Linked DNA regions of Mus musculus: region 1 is linked to region 2. The links are chromatin contacts, found by Hi-C or POLR2A ChIA-PET in ENCODE. All regions are on one chromosome and are shown on one strand. Each heading gives the region's core, a stretch centred on a gene start or an enhancer-like site at or near the end of the contact. The rest is flanking DNA. Distances are from core to core; before and after follow the strand shown.

Evidence for each region. Hi-C counts contacts between places; a loop is a spot of excess contacts on that map. ChIA-PET counts read pairs that join two places held with the same protein, here RNA polymerase II (POLR2A).
Region 1: a loop to region 2 is called in a map of heart, with 1.9 times the contacts of the local background. The contact joins the promoter of Pitx3 here to the enhancer-like site in region 2. A Hi-C loop is called at or near these places in 5 of 37 maps with a recorded cell type or tissue (T-helper 17 cell, gastrocnemius and heart). POLR2A ChIA-PET finds 5 or more read pairs at or near these places in 2 of 5 experiments (both embryonic stem cell).

Annotation. Positions count from the first base shown.
Region 1 is chr19:46,146,929-46,149,628 of GRCm38, forward strand. It overlaps Pitx3 (paired-like homeodomain transcription factor 3), which reads right to left and starts at 1,397. Exons shown (of 4, transcript NM_008852.4): 1 at 1,273-1,397.
Region 2 is chr19:46,185,349-46,188,048 of GRCm38, forward strand. The region is part of intron 3 of Gbf1 (golgi-specific brefeldin A-resistance factor 1); the gene reads left to right. Among named protein-coding and RNA genes, the nearest start is that of Gbf1, 34 kb to the left of the region's middle. Within about 2 kb of position 1,448, at least 1 of the 3 ENCODE cell types and tissues checked has a DNase peak (open chromatin) inside an H3K27ac peak, as active enhancers do; it is heart, where a contact is called at or near this core.

The DNA.
Region 1 (2,700 bases), core at 147-2,646, 38 kb before region 2:
CAAGACCATAGGCTTTGCTTTGTGAAAGGGTTAAAATTTTCTTGTCTGGAAGGTTCTTAGTTGGTCAAGGAGCCTTGAGTGGGCTAACAACCAGACTAGGAATTTGAGGGTATCCGGTCAGTTGTACTGGAATTAGGGTTAGAAAGAAAGAAAGAAGGCCTAACAGTTGACTTCGAGTTTGTGAGGGGACTGAGCCCCTCGGAGGCTTGTGAGTGGCCTGCGGCTGCTGCACCCTGTAGCTTAGTCTTCCCTTTGTAGGGCTTAGTCTTTCCTCAGTTTGGATTGGGGAAGTCTACTGATGCCCTGATCTCTTTGAGCTGGAGCGGGGGTTGTCTTGCAGAGGAACCCTGCCCCAAGGCCGTGCTGCACCCTTTACTCTCCCAGCTCCTTTCAGGCCCAAACGGGCAGGAGAGGCAAAATCAAGTTTGAAAACTGGGAGCTGGGATTTCAGGGGACCCACCGAGCCGACCCCATGGCACATAACGCAGCTGGGCAGGCGCTGCCGGATAGGTGGACATGCCAGTCGGCCAGGGACATTCCGTTCACCACTGCTGGACACATCGTCTGCTCCCCAGAGAGACCCACTTTGCCGCCCCAAGCGTTCTATCCGTTCCAAACCCCACGTGCCGCTGACATTCTGTCCGATTCCGAGGAGGCTCCAGATCTGGACCCTTCCAGATCCAAACGGCCCACGACAGACCTGCCAGTCGTGTCGCGTTGTGCTGGCAGCTTGGGCCCTGTAGCTCGCAGCGGCCATCTGACCCAGTAGCGACTCTCGCAACAGGGCTCCAATTCCAACTGCGGAGCAGCTGGGAAGGAAAGCATGAGCTACTACGCGCACCCCTACTTCCAGACGCTGGAGTCTGTCTAAGCCTGGGCCAAGTGGCGCTGCGAGCCGCCTGTTGCCCTTAGGCTGAGCGACCGCTGCCCTCTCCTCAGTTGGCTACCCTTATCACCTTCTGGCCCTTGCCGCTTGCCCCTAGATTTCAAGGTGCTCTCTGGTAAAGGTTTCCAGACTACCCACTCTGTGGTTCGTGCAGTTCTTCGGCTTCTCTCTGAGTCCCCTAAATCTCTTCTCAGTCCCCCACGTCCTTCCTCAGAGTTTCCCTTCTCCCATGTCCCAGCCCCGGGGCTACTATACGCCTTTTCCCTTTTGACCGATTCCCCAAACACCAGAGTTCAACCGCCCCAGGTTTCCTTTTAGGAGTCCCAGGACCAGCCTTGGTCCCTCGGTCCCCTGAGCCCCTATTCCCTGCATGGTCAAGTACTCACAGTGCGTCCCGCAGCAGGCAGACTCCGGGTGGTGGCTGTGGCGGCGGCGTTCTGGAGCGCAGGCAGGGGCCAGGGGCCAGGCACCCTGCGGGGTGGGGGCCGCCCCCCTGCTCTGGGGCGGCCGCTCCGCTGGGCTCTCCCAGGCTAGCGGAGGAGAGAGTGAGTCTCACAGTGCAGTGCCACCCCCCGCCGGCGCCCATTCACTTTATGGCAACCCAGGGCGCCCCCAGCCCGCCGCAGCATGCCGCGCGCCCCAGGCCCGCCCCTTTCCAGATGCGCCGCCCTTGCTCCTCCCTTTCCAGCTGTGAACCTTTAGGCCCCACCTTAGTGGGAGGGGTCCTGCCACCCGGCAGCCAAGAACTCCGCCCCTATGGCCAATCAGAAGCGTTTGCCATCCACTGAGCAACGCCCCCTCCCCACGTGGCCCGGACTGCGCTCCAGCTGGGACTCTCGGGTTCGGCAAAGCTAGCAAAAGTACGGTGGTCCGTGTCGCCCCTGAGTCCAGCCCGAACTGTGGCTAATTGAGGCCTTGGGCTCTCCCCGGAGTCACGAGAAGCAGTGCCGGGGGAGACGGCTGCAGGACCGTCAGGCGGGACAGAGAACCCGGCTGTCGGGTCTCAGCTCCCACACTTTGCTGCCGCTCGTTTCGCCGATTTTCTCCACTTGTCGCTGTCTGTCTTTCCACTCTTTTGTCTCTATTCCAGTCCTCGTGCGCCTTCCTTTTTTCTTCTGACCACCGCTTTGCTCCCTACTCTATCACTTCGAAAGGCTTTCTTTTTTAAAGACCACCCCTCCTTTCCATCCTATCTTTCTCTCCTTAGCTATCTCTATTTTTTTTTTTCTCCCCTAAAGAAGATAACTTGGAGAAAGCAGGATTTGGAACGAGAGAAATCAAAGTGGTATACAGCAGCATCTTCCCTCACTCACTGACCTTGGACAAGTAACAACGATGCCTCCCTGGCTTCCAGTGGCTGTCTGGCCTTGTGTGCTTCAAAGGTGTGAGCACTCGGCCTCTCACGCTGCAGTTATCAATTTGCCTGGGCTGTGCTTTCCTGGCCTCAGCCGTGTCGTGTTTCCCACGACAACAGATTTGGTCCTGTGGGTAAGGGTAGCGTTGGCGTTTTTGGATTAAGTGTTTGCAAGGGACAGGACAGGTGTCCAAGGAGTATGACAGGCGGGTTACTTAGTGCCCCTGAGAGTCCTTAAGCCCCGTGCAGTATGCTCCAAAGATGAATCTAAGCATACGTATCAATTTTTAAAGCACGATAGTTCTCTTTACTGCCTTCAGGAGAAAGTCAAAGTTTCCTAATGTGGCATATTTGATCTTCAGGACCTGAACTTCCAATCCCCCCTTCAATAGAGTCTTGCTCTGTAGCTCTCTGGTTTTGGCTGGCCCTAAACGTTCAACTATTATCCTACCTCTGTGCA
Region 2 (2,700 bases), core at 198-2,697:
GCCCAAGCTAAAAGCATACAAGTGTCTGCTACTGAGATGTATACCCTCAGGCCCCCTGTGTTTTATAATAAGTGGAATTGGCTTTAAATTCATCCTCCTATTTCTACTTTTAATCTCAGAACATTTAAAAGTATGTGGGGTGGGGTGGAAAGATGGCCCATTGGTGAAGGGTGCTTACTGCTCTTGTAGAGGACTTGGGTTTAGCTCTCAGCTCCCATGTGACAGGTTCCAATTTTCAGACTTTTATGGGCACTGTGCACATATGGTACACATACAAACATAAAATTAAAGGAGTGTTTTAACCAGGCAGTGGTGGTGTACTTTAACCCCAGCACTTGGGAGGCAGAAGTGGGCAGATTTCTGAATTTAAGGCCAGCCTGGTCTACAGAGCCAGTTCCAAAACAGCTAGGGCACAGACAAAGAAACCCTGTTTCAAAAAAAAAAAAAAATTCCACTCCCCCAAAAAGAACATTTAAAAGGGTTTAGTTGAGTTCATTGAGAAATTGTCCATAAGCTTTTAAAACCTATAAGGTTTGGAAATACCCCTGTCCCTTGAAGATGATTGAATGATTAGAAAATCGTTCCCTATTCTCTTTTTCTGTCACCTTTCCTTCCATCTTACCTACATTTCCCCTGTACTTTCTTATATTACCTTTACGGATCTCATTAACATACTGTACATCTTAGAAAAGAGATACAGGATTGCTTTTGACTATCTTTGCTATCAACAATAGGTTACAGATATGAGGGTGACTTTTGTAACCCTTGTCAGGTATTGGTCATATTTTCTTAAGAAAACCCTGTCCATTTAAAAGCAAGAAAAAGATAGATAAGGACAGAAAAGCAGATAGAGATGTAGATAGTAAGGAAGAACAGATAGAGGCAAAAGCAAAGGACTTGGGATAGGAGACCTGCAGTGGGAGAGAAGCACTGAGAATGCAGAGCCCTGAACCAGGAAGCAGGAGTCAGGTCTAGTTTGGGTTTTCCCTTTCAGTAGTGTGTTATAAGGTAGGATGAAGTGGGGCGCATGAAACATTCCCATGAGTTATTCATTGGATCTGCCTACTCAGAACTGAAGAGATCCCTCTATAATACAGTGACTTGACAGACTGATCCTAGTGGGTTAAGGTGGAAGAAAATATTAAGTGATGTGTCTTGGCTGGCTAGCATCAACAAGGTTATTTTTAACTTTCCTTTTCAGTCTTTTCATTGTTCGTGCTCCCTCACTAGCTACTATGAGAGCAGTCAAAATTAGCAACTACATAAAATGAAGTTCCTCTTGTCTCCCCAGTCACTTCCAAAATAAACAGGGAGTAGTAATACTGTCCGTATTTTGTCTCACTTTACTCTGAGGGCTAGCAATAGAGGAAGCATGGATTAGTGTGTAGTGATTTCTAGGCTCTGTCCTCTGGACGAATTCCCCTTTGAGAGCTCTAGCTGAGTGACAGGACCATGTGGCAGGCAGGAGTGCAGCTGGAGGTCTATCACGGGCACATTTGGGTTGGGTAAATATAGTAGGAGCAGGATGTCAGTGTGGGAGATGGATTGTTCTGGGAAAGGAAGTGTTGTCTTTCCTCTGAGAAACAATTTCCTGTACTTCTGGGAATTTTGCTTTCTTCTTCTTCTTCTTCTTCTTCTTCTTCTTCTTCTTCTTCTTCTTCTTCTTCTTCTTCTTCTTCTTCTTCTTCTTGTTCTTCTTCTTGTTCTTCTTCTTCTTCTTCTTCTTCTTCTTCTTCTTCTTCTTCTTCTTCCTTTTGAGGGCAGAAGAAGAGTTGGCAGGGGTTGGATACACTTGCTGAATTCTGTCTCTGGCTGTCTGTCTCTTCCTACATTTGAAATTGGGTGTAAAAATCAGATCTATTTCAAAAGTTAGGAAATAGACCCAATAAATAGCCATAATTTTTTTTACAGTTATACAAACCCTTACCTGCTTAAATTCTCTTTTAAAAAGTAACCATTCTTTCCTCAAACCAGACAGGTTGAGAGGCAAAAATAACCATACAAAGAAAATGAACTCTATTGAAAGTCAGACATGAAGCAGCAGCTGGCAGGAAACAGCTGGGGTGTTTCTGGGCGCTAGACTCTACCCCAGACCTTAACTCTTCAAGCTCTTCGTTATCTGAGCTGCTTAGAAGGCTGCCTACCTAGCAACACTCTGCATAAAAAACCTAAATCTATGAGAGATTATATATTACAATTAAATAGAATTTCATGAATTATAAATCATTTTTGCATCTAAAAATTCTTTGACTGGGGGCAGGGCTTAGTTGGTAAAGTGCTTGCCTAGCATGCATTGAACCCTTGTTTCCATTCTCAGCACCACAATAGAACACTGGTACACCCCTATAATCCTAATGCCTGGGAGGTGAAGGGAGGAGGGTCAGAAGTTCAAAGTCATCCTTTGCTATAATAGCAAATTCAAGGCCAACCTCGGCTATGGGAGCCTTGCCTCAAATCACAAAATGTATGAGTAGTGTTGCTAAGAATGTATGCATATGTGGGTTTTAGTACCTGTTTTCAGTTTTTTTTGGGTATGTACTTTGGAATGGAATGGCTAGGTCATGTGGCAATTCTATGTTTGCCAAATGATTTTCCTTCTTTTCCTTTACATTCTCAGAAGTACAGAAGGATTCCAATTTCTCTATATTTTTGCCAATACTTGTTGTTTTAAGTATGCTGGATGTGGTGGTTTGAATAGGT